Regions from separate parts of the Homo sapiens genome. Here region 1 is linked to region 2. Evidence: chromatin loops called from intact Hi-C (ENCODE). Cell type or tissue: breast epithelium. All regions are shown on one strand. Each heading gives the region's core, and the rest is flanking DNA. Links, peaks and the distances in the headings are about the cores only.

What was found. Hi-C counts contacts between places; a loop is a spot of excess contacts. Peaks named below come from ENCODE experiments on the same cell type or tissue, not always from the same donor. Only the 100,000 strongest peaks of a DNase experiment are listed, where the experiment ranks them.
Region 1: it touches region 2 in a loop (12-fold over the local background); 1 of 110 quality-filtered maps calls a loop at or near these places.

The regions. Positions count from the first base shown.
Region 1 is chr6:1,721,066-1,728,839 of GRCh38, forward strand. GMDS (GDP-mannose 4,6-dehydratase) reads right to left here. Exons shown (of 11, transcript NM_001500.4): 9 at 5,351-5,447. Among named protein-coding and RNA genes, the nearest start is that of FOXC1, 120 kb to the left of the region's middle. In breast epithelium, for the core only: no CTCF peak of the experiment used is centred there; a DNase peak (open chromatin) is centred at 3,766; H3K27ac peaks cover 1,066 bases.
Region 2 is chr6:2,233,414-2,241,187 of GRCh38, forward strand. All of the region lies in intron 1 of GMDS (GDP-mannose 4,6-dehydratase), which reads right to left. LOC107986512 (a long non-coding RNA gene) reads left to right here. Exons shown (of 2, transcript XR_007059405.1): 2 at 1-898. Among named protein-coding and RNA genes, the nearest start is that of GMDS, 8.3 kb to the right of the region's middle. In breast epithelium, for the core only: no CTCF peak of the experiment used is centred there; no DNase peak of the experiment used is centred there.

The sequences.
Region 1 (7,774 bases), core at 1,373-6,372, 510 kb before region 2:
AGGTTCCTGAGGTCTGGAAAGTGTTACATATCATTATTCTAAACAGGGCTATGAGATAGAGCAAGCAATTATAGGCCATTTAACTTAACATCATTTACAGAAAAATATTAGGAAAAGTTTGCGGGGGGTGGGGAGGACAACTCGACAAGCATATGGTAATTTGATCAGAAACAGGCCACATGTTTTTACGGGAGGAAGGTGTTGTTTTAACTAGCTTGTTGGACTTCTTTGAAGTTATTGCTTTCTTAGTTCTAGGTTTTAACCTATGATTTTTCCCTGATATCTATAAAGATTAGGAATAAATATCAGATATCTAAGTAAATAAAACAAAAACCAATCACAACTGAGGAGATTAAAAATACAATGGGAAGAAAAAGAAAAATGAATGTTAAAGACAAACAGTGTAGCAAGGAAAAAAAGGAGTAAACATCAGCTAGTAGAGTTTAAGCCAAGATACTTTTCATGAAAAATACTTGATTTGGGTCTGTGAATGTGTCCCTTTATCCCATTTCCCAAGATGCTCTGCAGAAAAAAAAGGGACTTTTTGTTTGTTTGACTGAAAAAAATCTCTTTGCTTTTTTTTTCTTTTGTTTTGCTTTTTTAGTGGATTGACCATTTGATGTGGTTACAAATTTGGCACGTTAGGATGACTACTTCATTAATCCTTCCTTTGTGAATTTTTAAGTTAAAAATTCTCACATAAGAAGACGACATATTTGTGGTTATTTTATATATATTAATAGGTCAATAGTAGTTTTCTCATATTTACACAATATTTCTGTACTACTTACTGAGTAGCCCCTGAACTTTCAGAAACAGGATCAGAAAGGCTGAAAACCAATAAAAAAATGAGCATCTTAAAACGTGCTTAGTAATACTCACTAGAAGCTTCAAGTATGTTTCATTATCCATTTTTGGCTGGTTAGTCTGCACAAGTCACTAACAATGTCGTTCTGCTTCTCCAAAGATCCTGGACTCCAGGAACTGCTATCACGTCTTTTTTTTTTTTTTTTTTTTTTGAGATGGAATCTTGCTTTGACGCCCAGGCTGGAGTGCAGTGGTGTGATCTTGGCTCACTGCAAGCTCCACCTCCCGGGTTCCCACCATTCTCCTGCCTCAGCCTCCCCAGTAGCTGTGACTACAGGTGCCCGCCACCCTCCCTGGCTAATTATTATTATTAGTAGTAGTAGTAGTAGTATTTTTAGTAGAGATGGGGTTTCTCCATCTTAGCCAGGAAGGTCTCAATCTCCTGACCTTGTGATCTGCCCGCCTCGGCCTCCCAAAATGCTGGGATTACAGGTGTGAGCCACCGCGCCCGGCCAAACTGCTATCATTTCTACATTTGCAATCTCCACAAGGGTGGGGACTGTATCTGTTTTGTTCATCATTGTACTCCTAGGGTCTAGCACAGTGTTTGATAAATACTTAGTGCATGAATGAATGGTTAAGAACAACATCAATATTAGATATTTACTCTGTGCCAGACACTGTACTAATAAGTACTTTGCATAACTGACTCTGTTAATTCTCCAGTAATTCTTTGAAAGAAGTCCTATTATTAATCTTATTTTTAAAAATGAGGGAACAGAGGCACTGAGAAGTTAAGGAACTTGCCTATGGTCGCACAGCTAGTAATCAATAGGTTTCAAACTCAGGCAGTTTGGCCAACAGGCCCACATTTGAGCATAATTACCACTTTCTCTCTAAGAATGAACACACAATGCAATAAATCTGTGCATCAGTGTATGCATGTACAGAAAATTATACACAAGACAGGGGTCTTAAGTGGCACAGAACTCAAGTACTAATGTTATCATCAACAAATACCAGAATTCAGGAGTGATGGAAAATTTAAAGTCTAATTTCCAGGATCAGGCTCTCTGTGGTAACAAACCCCTGTAGGCAGAGTACCAAAAAATGTTGCTCAATTGAGCTTTAATTGGATGCTGGAGTCCTTAGTCCAGAACAAACACTTTGAAAACTTCACACTGGTACAGAAGCGATATTGAAGGTTTTGAGGCACTAAATCAATGAGGAAAAAGAAATTACCAGCACAGGTGGAACTACGCCCTCTATGGAACCACTGGTGGCCTCTTTCAAGCTAGTACCTGCCTTTGCTGAGCAAAGGGCCATTTTTGAGACCATTCTGAGTCTTATTCAAAACATAATATAAAGCTCTATTTCCCTTTAGTCTTGCTGTAGGATATCAGTGTTCTGAGACCTGATGTGTCCTATTTTTTTTTTTTCAAATTTTCTTTATGGCATTTTTTTTTTTTTTTTAGACGGAGTCTCGCTCTGTGGCCCAGGCTGGAGTGCAGTGGCACGACCTTGGCTCACTGAAAGCTCCGCCTCCCGGGTTCACGCCATTCTCCTGCCTCAGCCTCCTGAGTAGCTGGGACTACAGGCACCTGCCACCATACCCGGCTAATTTTTTGTATCTTTTTTAGTAGAGACGGGGTTTCACTGTGTTAGCCAGGATGGTCTCGATCTCCTGATCTTGTGATCCACCCGCCTCGGCCTCTTTATGGCAATTTTTTTTTCCTATCAGTCATTCCGAAATGATTCTAAGAAGACATAGTTATTGGTTTGAGTGTCCCTCTGTGCAGAAGATCTTGGGGGACAGATGACCTAAGCTGATCGGTGAAAGCACTTTTACAGACTATAAGAAGAATAAGAAGCCTTTGGCATGTGCAGGATGGACTGAGTCCCTGAGAAGGAAAGATTCAGTTTAGATGTGAGAGAATTCCACATGTATCCTAAGTTGAATGTAGACAAACCTCAAAGAAGCTTGGTGCTTTTCAGGACTCATACCAAATGGCTCTAGACCATTGGCTCTTGGGACCTCACACCTAACTAAAAGCTTATTTACAATATAGTCTCCAGTTCTGGTTACCTTTCAACTGGAAGAATATTCTCACCCCTGAGGCAATTCAACAGGAGGCTGTCAAGTTGATCCAAGTTTTAGGAAAACTTGTTGTTCTGAGGAATGAGGTTAAAAGTTTAGTCTCACCATACAGGAAAAGCTTACCCAGTGGAATATTAGGTTGAAGTGGAGTGAATGAAATTAATGCAGCCTAGAGGCTTAGAAAGATAAAACGTAGTTCAAGATTCAAAATTGGACAGTAAAGGGAAGCTCAGGAGAGAGCCAAATCGGTGGAAAAATAAAGCAAGCATATGAAATCAGACACCACTCTTATACTCAAAGAATGCTAGTGTCAACAGAGCTGCAGAACAGGTATGATGATAGCACTTGAATGAACAAAAGAAACGGGAGGGATGCGGCGTCGGTCACGGCAGGAAAGGGGGTCGATGCGGATTCAAGAACAGTCTTGTTAGTCTGAGGGTCCTTTTCCTGTTCAGTGAATTCTTTTGTTCTGTGTCCTTATCAATCCCACACCTTGTCTAAGTAGGAATGACAGACAAGCCATTCTTAATGACTTCCTAGCTTTTGAAACTATTTTGGTGTCAGAGAGGGAAAGAGCCACATTTAAGTTGTAAAAATTGAGGTTTCTGTTGGCTTAGTAAATTTCCTTCTCTGAGATGACCATTTTTGATTGTAGATACAGAAAAGCATTTGCATAAATATGTGATCTGTGCAATGTTCCAGAAAATTGACATCTCTGTCGCACCTCATCAGGCCAGAGAGTCAAATGGCAGCACAGCTCAGGGCTCCAGTCGGCAGTCCCTGCTATGTCAGCACAGCGTGGCTGGCATCTTCCTCCCTGAGGGCCAGTACACATCCTCTCCTAGGCACACCCACTCTCCATTAGCACCGGGAACAATGGTTCACTGTGTCAGAGCCCCGGCCACGCCCTGTGCCCGGACAATGCACGACTCCACAGCCCTACCTCTCCCAAGCACTGGTTACTTCCTTTCCTTTTTATTTCCTCCTGTGTGGTAGAGTGCATGAAATACAGTTTTTTCCTTCTGTCTGAAACAAGACATTTTAAAGAGTGGTAAATGATGACCGATTCACTTTCAGTCTCTCTTCACTGGGGTTTTCCTAACCTCTCCAAGGTTGAACAACAGATAGGAATTTGGTTCAGAACACAGGGAAAATGGTTTCAAAAAATTCAATTTTCACAGTTAATGTTCACTAGGTAACACATATGAACGTTTCTCTCTAGAGATGATGCTTTCTATTATCTTTAGGTATATTTCATATGTTGAGCTTTGCTTCCATAGTGAGGATGGACCTCATTAAAGCAATAACAGCAAGCTAGGCAGCTTTATAAGTTTAGGAAAGGAGGATGTTATGTTCTAACAACCATTTTGTAACACAGGAAGTTCTGTATTTAGAAATTCGCCCATCCATCTAGCAATCAGTCAGTATTTATTAAGTACCTACCTTGTTATAGTCTAGTGTAAGATTTTTTTTTTTTTGAGACGGAGTTTCACTCTTGTTGCCTAGGCTGGAGTGCAATGGCGCGCGATCTCGGCTCACTGCAACCTCCGCCTCCTGGGTTCAAGCGATTCTCCTGCCTCAGCCTCCCGAGTAGTGGGGATTACAGGCATGCGCTACCACACCCGGCTAATTTTGTATTTTTAGTAGAGATGGGGTTTCACATGTTGGTCAGGCTGGTCTTGAACTCCTGAGCTCAGGTGATCTGCATGCCTCTGCCTCCCAAAGGGCTGGGATTATAGGCATGAGCCACTGTGCCTGGCCTTAAGATATTTTTTAAAAGTCCCTATTCTCAAAGAGTTCACAATTTGGTAAAGAGAGAAAGACATGTAAACAAATGATTATGGTGGGTTATAGTAGGTACTATAATAGAATTATGTATAGCATATAATGTGGATACAAAGAAAGGAGTGGGAAGGAATTTCAGCAGTACTGATGTATCGGCCAGAAAAGGCTACATGGACAGGGTGGTCCCTGACCTGAGTCTTATAAAAAGCAGGGGAGACCATTTATGGTATAGTGTGCAAGTATGCACTTGTGTATGAGTACACAGACACAGACATAGACATAGCTGGAGAGGACCTAGATGTCCTGCAGGTCTGGGACAGCGTTGTTAAGTCAGGCATCCTGTAGGTTATCAGGGACCAGCCATTAGAATAGGAGACCAACATGAGGAGATCTGCGTGTGATGTGAGATTCCATTTCTGAAATCAATGATTTCTTTTGGTGGGTTTAACTCTTGTTTTCCTTTATAGAGCAATGAAGTTTGTGGTAAGAATGATAATCTCAAATTGAATTCACTGTGTTCTGATTTTGGAAATGCACGCTGAAGGATGCCAGGGAGCTGAACTGACAGCTCCAAAGGCTGGCACCAGGCATTCCATGAGCGCATTTGCCCAGCCAGCCAGCCAAATGTGGCCACGCACTGGGTGGCCAGAGAGTCCTTACCACTTCAGTTGGCCGGTAGTACTTGAGATCCACAGTCACGTGAACTTTGCCGGTCTCTTTACATCTGCCCACTTCATTTTCATTCTTTCCTTCCCACCTGTAAGGAAGATAAACACTGAATCAGCTCCTAATTGCTTGGGAACATTTGGCCATGCTGTAGCACCTTGGGATGCCCCAGCCCTCTCCCCGCAGGAGCGCTTAAGCTCATTAACCACAGCAGCACAGGCTGATGCTCCAGCTGATTATTAAAGCAACGGCGACTTTCAAAGCCTTTCTAGATCTGTTTTGCAAGGGCAGCGTTTTTTTCCTTTTCAAGAAAATCATGACGAATTCAGAAGTGAGACTTTAGAAATGAACAGATTAGCCAGAAAATAAAATTGGGCAACTTTCAGGGATTTCAAAGATTTTGTATTTCTCTAGACCATTCTTGGTCAATTCATTATTATTAATTAATAAATTATTATAAATTAATTAATATAAATTAATGTCTTCTGTCTTCCCTTTTTTTTTCTTTCTTTTGTAGTTTTAGGGATATTCAGAGTTAATTCAACACATTCCATTTGGGAATAAGTTTTGTAACCTAATTAACCATTCAATGCATCCCTGGATCACATACAAGTTCTCCTGCTCTCCCGTCAATGGTGGGCCCCCTTAGTAAGTCTCAGATGATTAAACCTCCAAAAAGTACAGAACTAATTGTTTGTTTCCTGCTGAGTGAGGGTATATCAATATTACTTTCCTATAACCTCCTCTGACCTAGCTAGGATACTGTTTGCACACAAGTTTCCTTCCCTGAACATCCAAGGTTGACAGCAGTAAGGATCCCAGGAGCGAGTCCTCAAGTCCACACTATGCAGGATGAGCTCATATGCTTCGAGATTACCTTCTCGCTAAAATTCTACTTATCCATTTTATGTTCTCATTTTTTATAAATCAAGCCACTCACTTAATGGTAACGTCTGGATGTCTATAATATTACAGAATTTGGGTTATTTATTTTTACATATGAACTTTTTTGCAAAGAAAGAGAAGAAATTAACAAGTATGACATGTTTGACTTTACTGTTTATCCTTAGAACTGGTTTGCATTATGAGCTGGAGATGAATCCTATGGACACAGGACAATTCTGTGTGCTCTCGGGGTCAGAGTCATCATGGGGAAGACAAAATTAGTTACCTGCCTATGTAAGCCACAGGCACCACTGAAAATGAACATTAAATGTTGATCCCAGTTATATTTTGGAATAGGTTGAGAATTAAAGACATAAACTGACCTCATAAGCCTTATTTCTGATGAATCACCTGAATGTTCTGTCAAATCACTTCTTGGTAGCAAAGGGGAAATATTTCACCGTTGGAGGAATAATCAGTTTGTTAGTGTGCTGAATTTACCAATGGACTCAAGGCAAGTATGAAAACTGTCCTGTGACACAGAGAATTATATAGCGCAGTATGTTGAATAATATACAGCTGTACAACTGGTCATTTCCCCATGACTTTTATATTAATTAATTAACACAAAAAGGGATGTTTGGTAATTTGTTTTCATTTCTTCCTTAATGTTGATTAGATCAATTTGGCAGGTCATATAGGTCTAAGAATTTCAAAGCAAGGGAATTGGTAGGTAGGATCAGAGCTAAGTTTTTGGAAAATTCACCGGGAAACGGTAAGTGGATGTTTTGGAGCATGGAGATTGAAAGCGTTTTAAAACATAACCTGAAGGAATGATGACCCTCATACATCTCCTGTGGATAAAGACCAAATCTTAGCTAATATCCACAGGAAGGGAGGACAATTGGTTAAGTCATTATTATTATTTTTTTTAAATAACTATCTAATTCTAAAGTTAATTGTTTAAGTAGAACCTTTTAAAAAAATTTTGGTTAGGCTTTCAGTAGATGAAAGTATATTTGTATTTCACAGGCATGTTTGATCTATTTTTGCTCACATTTCGTTCTTCGCAAAGAGAAACAAGTTCAGCAGATACTTGCGTGATAGTACCTCCAACCAAGTCAAAGGGTTAACAGAAATACCATTTACAATTCTGCTGACTGATTTTTCGCCTGTAGCTGGCCACGCTGACTTATGTGCGCACCAATATTCCACTGTTCTTCCACTGGTAAATCTCAAATGCCACAACCATGAGAACTGGTGATTCAAATCTATTTATAATTCAATTTTTAAAAAATCACACACAAACACACACACATATTTAAATCGACAAAGCCTTGGTAAAGACTTGGAGAGCTTTTCTTGTTTTAGGAGGGAGCGTGTGAGTCAGGAGAGGACTGAGGCCGTGCCTGAGGGGTCTTTAGACTTTGGTGGGGTCTGTAAACTGTTTCTGTGAAGAGCCAGACAGTAAATACTTAAAGCTTCACAGATCACATATAGTCTCTGTTACATATTTTTCCTTTCTCCTCTTTC
Region 2 (7,774 bases), core at 1,699-6,698:
AACATTTCAGGCTTTCAAAGCCACATGGTCTCTGTTGCAGCTATTTAACTCTATGTGGAAGCAGCCAGAAACAATAAGTAAACAGGTGTTCTATGCTCTAACAAACCTTTATTTACAAAAACAGGGCTTGCCGTGGTGGCTTACACCTGTAATCCCAGCACTTTGAGAGGCTGAGGTGGGCAGATCACTTGAGGTCAGGAGTTCTAGACCAGCCTGGCCAACATGGAGAAACCCCAATTCTACTAAAAATACAAAAATTAGCCAAGCATGGTGGCAGGCACCTGTAGTCCCAGCTACTCAGGAGGCTGAGGGATGAGACTCTCTTGATCCCGGTGGGGGGCGCCGAAGTTGCAGTGGGCAGTGATCGCGCCACTGCACTCCAGCCTGGACAACAGAGGGAGACTCCATCTCGAAAAACAAAAACAAAAACAGGAGGCAGCTGGACTTGGTCCAGGGGATACAGTTTGTCGATCCTGCTCTAAAGTATGATACACTGCACATCTACATTCCCATTCCTTCTTATATGCAGTGTATTTCCTCCAGGATTTCTGAGGAAGTATGAACTCCAGATGTCATTCAATAAATATCTATTGAGAGCCCACCATATTTCAGACACTGCACTAGGGATACAGCAGTAAAATACAGTCTTGTCCTCATGGATTTACACAAACTGAATGTCATTGGTATCAACCATAAAAATAAAGACAACAAACAAAACAAAAACCCTTACTTCTCCTGACTTTCCCAATCCAACAATCCAATCAGTAGCTAAGTCCTTTTATTCTCCTCTCAAACAGCTTTCTTATTCCTTCCTATCCATCATACCTGAGGCTTCACCAAGAACAAGCATTCCTTGTGTACAAAAAGCAGACTCTCTTAAATAAAATATGCAGATTTCTAGATATTTCAATGATAACATCAAAATTCATGAAAATCAAAACAAGATCCTACTGGGAGGCCGAGGCAGGCAGATCACCTGAGGCCGGGAGTTCGAGACCAGCCTGGTCAACGTGGTGAAACCCCATCTCTACTAAAAATACAAAAAATTAGCTGGGCATGGTAGCGGGTGCCTGTAATCCCAGCTACTCAGGAGGCTGAAGCAGGAGAATCACTTGAACCCAGGAGGCGGAGGTTGCAGTGAGCCAAAATCGCACCACTGCACTCCAGCCTGGGCAATAAGAGCGAAACTCCGTATCAAAAAAAATAAAAAAAATAAAATCCTAGCAAACTTACAAGATTTGAAAAGACATAAATTTTCTGACCTCGAGGGCAGGCCCTATTAGCATATGGTAGACACCAGAGAAACATTCTCAAAAATGATAGGAGTAATCTCTAAATGAAGGTATGAGAGTTTACATCAGGTACAATTTTAAAGCAAAAAAAGAGAAAGCATTGAAATTAATGCAAGAAGTTTACGGTCACTCAGTGAGTAAATTAAAAACAAGTGAGGACCTGTAATCCCAGCACTCTGGGAGGCCAAGGTGGGCGGATCACCTGAGGTCTGGAGTTCGAGACCAGCCTGACCAACATGGAGAAACCCCGTCTCTACTAAAAATAGAAAATTAGCCGGGCGTGGTGGCACATGCCTGTAATCCCAGGTACTCTGGAGGCTGAGGCAGGAGAATCGCTTGAACCTGGGAGGTGGAGGTTGCTGTGAACCAAGATTATGCCATTGCACTCCAGCCTGGGCAACAAGAGCAAAACTCCATCTCAAAAAAAACAAAAAAACAAAAAAACAAGTGATGATACGTGTACACAAAGGTGCCACAGCCAACAGAGTTAGAATCATCCCCTTAGGGGTGATGGGGAAGCAGGCATATTCTTCTTCAGGGCTGGAAAAATGTCCTTCTGAGCTAGACTTCTTCAGGCCAACTGAGACTAATCTATCAGATTAAACTTACTAAACATTCCAACAAAATCAAACCTACTATACTTCCCATGCCTATACATACAGGGAAATATAAAATGCCTCCCCCAGGGACAATGCCTAATTCATTCCATACTAAGCACCCAAATCCAGGTCTTATCATTTTGTTCTTCAAGCAAAAAGAAAACAAATGCAAAGCTGGAGCTCCCCATAGTCTGCATGGAGACATAAGAGGAAAACTGGGGCCAGGCACAGTGGCTGACACCTGCAATACCAGCACTTGGAGAGGTTGAGATGGTAGAATTGCTTGAGCCAAGGAGTTTGAAACCAGCCTGAGCAGCACGGCAAGACCCCATCTTAACAAAAAAAAAAAATACAAAAATTAGCCAGGCATAGTGGTGCACATCTGTGATCCCAGCTTCTCGGGAGGCTGAGGCCAAAGGATCGCTTGAGCCCAGGAGGTTGAGGCTCCAGTGATCTGTGTTTGCACTGCTGCACTCCAGCCTGAGCAAGACCCTTTCTGGAAAATAAAAAAAAATAAAAAAAATAAGAAAAAAAAAAAAAGAGGAAAACTGGTCTGTGTTGCCAATCTGGTAAGTTTCAGGAACAAGGCAAACAAATGGTGTTGGGAGCCAGTTCTCTATGGGTCTCTCCAGTTTCTGCATGTCTTATGAGCAGATTGCACTGACAGCTTTTATTGGCTACTATCTTTCCTGTACAGGACATCTGTAGATAGCATTTTAAGATAGCAATAGTGTTTCTCTCTGGAGCAGATGGAAGATTTGTTTGCTATGCAGAATAATAAAAATAATGTCTCCCTCAAAGCAAAGGCTGGGCAGGATTATTAGTTCCCTTATAAAAAATTGGGGTTTCCCAATCTCAGATTTTCTCAACTGTGGTGCATACCCACTGCATGGGCAACATCCACCTAGACCCACCCAGCCACCGTGTTACCCACATGGTCTTTGAGGGGCAAGAAAATACTATACAAACAGAGCTGTCACAAACATGAAGTTCATACTGCCTGCTGACCCAGGAGTGCTGTGTCTTCTGCCATCATCCGTGGAATTTTAAGAAGCTAACTTGTTAGCCTGCAAGTAAGGTAAAATCTCAGGCCTCCCACAATTCTTGACAAACAGGGTTTCTGCTGTCTTTCTCCTTGACTGGGTTTACTCCAACAAGCATATATGCCACACTTGCATTTTGTCCTGCAGGTCTCTTGCAACAAAGCTTCCATTTTGAAGGATTCCACTGTAAACTACAATAAACACGTTTATCAATATTGATCACCAAAAAATACTACTAGTGTCTGCATATACTTGCAAAATTCCAATTCATCATTTTTAAAGAACCGATGTAAAAATATAGTTCGAATAAAGCAATACTAAAAATCTAACTTTTGTGAAAAGTGATAGAAATACAGTACCATTCTAAGAAACATAGAAAAATCATGTTTTGATTTTAAAAGATTTCTAAAAGTGCCAATTAGAGGCTTTTTCACTCAGCATTAAGGAACATATTTTTGTTAAACATGATCAAGCAATTCATTTCACATTACAATCAAACCAAATGCTCAAGCATAATATATATATAATACAACCAAGCTTTGGTGGTTCATTTTCCCAAGTGTAATTAGTCAGTATAAAGAAATACTTTCTATAAATCCCTAGTAAATACCTTTATTTTTTCACTCTTAAGTTTAAAAGAACTTAGTATGAAGATCTGAGAAAGGATTCCCCTAGAATCACATGTGGTAAATTGTTTAAAAGGCACAGTATGAACAGTCTGAAACAAATGAAGTAAATACCCTTCAGCCAAGAACGTCACTGCATATAAAATCATCTAACCTCAAGTCTATGTAACTCAATTCTACATAAGTAAATGCCAAAATAATATCCTGGAAAGCTGAGTCATTTCAATGAGTAAATTTATATAAACAATTGGGTTACTACTTATGGTAAGTCACAAGATTTTGGCAGGAAAATTGCTTACTAGCTTGCCAAAGACTAGGTTTGGCACATTGGTGCCCCACTGCCAAGAACATTACTGATAATCAGCTTTCTATCCTATAGGATTACCTTTCAGACATGTTTTACTCACTCATTTCCTATGTATTAAGCTTATACAGGAATGGTTAATGCAACTGAGCACCTTACTTCTGGAAGTGTGAGATTCCCAAAATTCCTCAAGAAAGGAAGAAAAGCATGAGAAATTGTAAATTGGAAGTTTGGAAGTACCTTTTTTTTTTTTTTTTTTTTTGAGACAAAGTCTCGCTCTGTCACCCAGGCTGGAGTACAGTGGTATGATCTCGGCTCACTGCAAGCTCTGCCTCCCGGGTTCAAGCGATTCTCCTGCCTCAGCCTCCCGAGTACTTGAGATTCCAGGCGCCCACCACCATGCCAGGCTAATTTTTGTATTTTTAGTAGAGATGGGGTTTCTCCACGTTGGCCAGGGTAGTCTTGAACTCCTGGCCTCAGGTGATCTACCCACCTTGGCCTCCCAAAGTGTTGGGATTACAGGCATGAGCCACCTCGCCCCGCCTGGAAGTATCTTTAACATTAGGAAATGCAAATAATCAACAAATAAATAAAGGAGAAAGAAAGGAGAAAACTGAAATATACTAAGAATAGCCTGGTTAACATCAATCATGAAACTAAAGGGAAAGTGTTAATTTTCATGCCTTCTAAGTAAGAGCTACAGAAAGTTCTGGGAGACAGGGAAGAAGACTGGCTAAAGGTACAGCACAGCAGCATGGCCACCTTTAGGACTTGCCCACTCTACAGCAGCCACCTCTGAGCACTTTTAAGTCATTTTTAAGACAAAGAGGCCAGGTGCAGTGGCTCACACCTGTATTATCAGCACTTGGGAGGCCAAGACCAGAGGATTGCTTGAGGCCAGGAGTTCAAGACTAGCCTGGTCAGCTGGTGAGATCCTGTCTCTACAAAAAAAAAAAAAAAATAGTAAAAAAATCAGTCAGGCTTGGTGGCAGCTACCAGGGAGGCTGAAGCAGGAGGATCACCTGAGCCCAGGAGTTCAAAGCTGCAGCGAGCTATGATTGCACCACTGCACTTCAAACTCCAGAGGAACAAAATAATTCACTGTCTTCCCCCAGAAAACTGATTTTCCTTCCCAGTGGTTGCATTTCTGGCCATACTATTACCATCCAACCTGTCACCAAAATGCATTTGCATCCTTGATCTCATTATCCTCATACTTTTACTATTCTCATTCATCCTACATACCCCTAACTGCATTCCCAAGCACTTCTCCATCCTTCTCTCATTCCTTCCCACTGTGAGAACTTATTCATAATAAATAAGAACTATCACTTCATAAACACTACATGCCAGGAACAGTGATAGGCCTTATTATAATATAATCATCATTTGTAATCCACACATCAATTTGTGATGTGGGCATAATTAACTCCATTTTTCTACCCAAGAAAAACCCAAGAATTTAAAACTCCTTCCTCTATCCTAATTTCCCTGATTTGAACTTTACAAACATGTACCAAAATATCACACATACCCCATAAATATGTACAATTATTATGTACCAGTTAAAAAAAAAATCGTTCCTCACCAAAAAGTCACTTCATTCATTTGATATGTCCTACAAAGATGGACAGCTCCAAGTTTTCACTCTATCCTTACAAATTCTGACAACATACAACTCATATGAATTTCTTCTTAGTTTACAAACTTAATTTCAAATTCAGTAAAATTAATAGTTCATTGGTTTCATTTAAAAAAAAAACTATCCTGGCCGGGCACGGTGGCTCACGCCTATAATCCCAGCACTTTGGGAGGCCAAGGTGGGCGGATGACTTGAGGCCAAGAGTTCAAGACCAGCCTGGCCAACATGGCAAAACCCCAACTCTACTAAAAATACAAAAATTAGTTGGGCGTGGTAGCGCACGCCTGTAATCCCAGCTACTCAGGAGGCTGAGGCACAAGAATCACTTGAACCCAGGACACGGATGTTGCAGTGAGTGAGATCATACCACCATTGCACTCCAGCCTAGGCAACAGAGTAAGATCTGTCTCAAAAAAAAAAAAAAAAAATCCAATTGGCTTTATGTCTAAAACTGAAATTACTGCACTGCTTAAATATAAAGATAATTGCATAATTTCTCTATTGTACACATAATAAGTCAGCATGTAATCCAAACATCACACTACTGTAGACTAGGAGCAGCCCTTAGATCCCTAAGAATAACCAGGTAACCCTTTCACTTGACAAGTTAAGAAAAACACTCAAAAAATGTAAGGCTATACAATTAATTGGTATCAAAACCCAACCTCTGATTCCCAGTCCAGAGCTCTTTCAATTAATCACATGTAACAGTCTTTGATTAAGCAGGACAGTACTCAAGACATCTCTCTCACTTCCAATAATGCCAGACCTTTTTTTTTTTTTTGAAATGGAGTCTTGCTCTGTCGCCCAGGCTGGAGTGCAGTGGCACGATCTCGGCTCACTGCAAGCTCTGCCTCCCGGGTTCACCCCACTCTCCTGCCTCAGCCTCCCAAGCAGCTGGGACTACAGGCACCTGCCCCCATGCCCAGCTAATTTTTTTGTATTTTTAGTAGAGACAGGGTTTCACTATGTTAGCCAGGATGGTATCGATCTCCTGACCTCGTGATCCAGAGATTTGGGAGGCCCGCCTCAGCCTCCCAAAGTGCTGGGACCACAGGTGTGAGCCACCACGCCCAGCCCAATAATGCCAAACCTTTTATCCCAGGACTGCAAATCCCAGCAAGGAAGATTTAGAATGGAAGTCACTGCCTACAATCCTCTTATATGAGAAGATAAGACCAGCTCCCAGATCTGCTTTGCACAGTCTTGAAAGACTCACTGGACATTAAATCTGTTGGCCTCCCAGTACTTTATAGCCTTGTGGTTGATTCCAAATATTACAGAACTTTCTGCTTCTAGATAATAGATTCCCCATGCAAAGCAAGGCTAAATAGTAATACCTCCCACATTCAACTTCCTTTCCTAAAAGTCAAGAAATCTTTTATTATTCTGTTAACACTATGGAGGGAAGGTCCATTCCAGTAATGAGGCAAAGGCCACTACTATGTGCAGATTTATTTCCTATTTGATAAGAATTATTCTTCCAACCTGGCAGAAAAGATAAGTGACTTACCCAAAGCCAGTGCAGTTCAGAAAGAGCTAAGCAGTAATTCAAACACCTGTAATCCCAGCTACTCAGGCAGCTAAGGCACGAGAATCATTTGAACCTGGAAGGTAGAGGTTGCAGTAAACCGAGGTCACGTCACTGCACTCCAGCCTGGACAACAGAATAAGACTGTCTCAAAAAAAAAAAAAAAAAAAGAAAAGAAAAAGAAAACCACCTCATAGAAGCTCTCTGTTGCTTCAACAAATATACTTTGAACAAAATGTAATGCACTTTGAACGGTACCTGGCACAAACTAAATGCTCAGTACTTGTTAATTATTTTAATCTACCATAATTATAACTATCACCATCATCATACCACTAGACTATCAATGTCATAAGGAAGATGGTAATTCAGTCTGTTGCATTTGCTGTTCAAAGTGCATTACTTGTAGAATTGGTAGAGAAAAGGGAAACAGATCAGAAAAATTTTTCAAATCTACAACCTGGTCATGTGATAGTGAAAGAAAACAGCATTTTTCAGTAAAGAAAGCCAATGGTGCTGGGGAGCAATCACCTGCTAAAGAGGTTGGCATGGATAAAAGGGAGCCAGGTGCTAATAGTCAGAACAATGGGAAAAGACCCTGAAGGCATCTCAGACATCTTTGAGGCTGTCTCTCCCATCAGAGGCCCAGAGACCTAGGAGGACAGCATGGTTTGGGGAGACAGGCCCGGGGCACAGCTGGCCTGGCACACCTCAAGGAGTCCTGGAACGTCCTACAT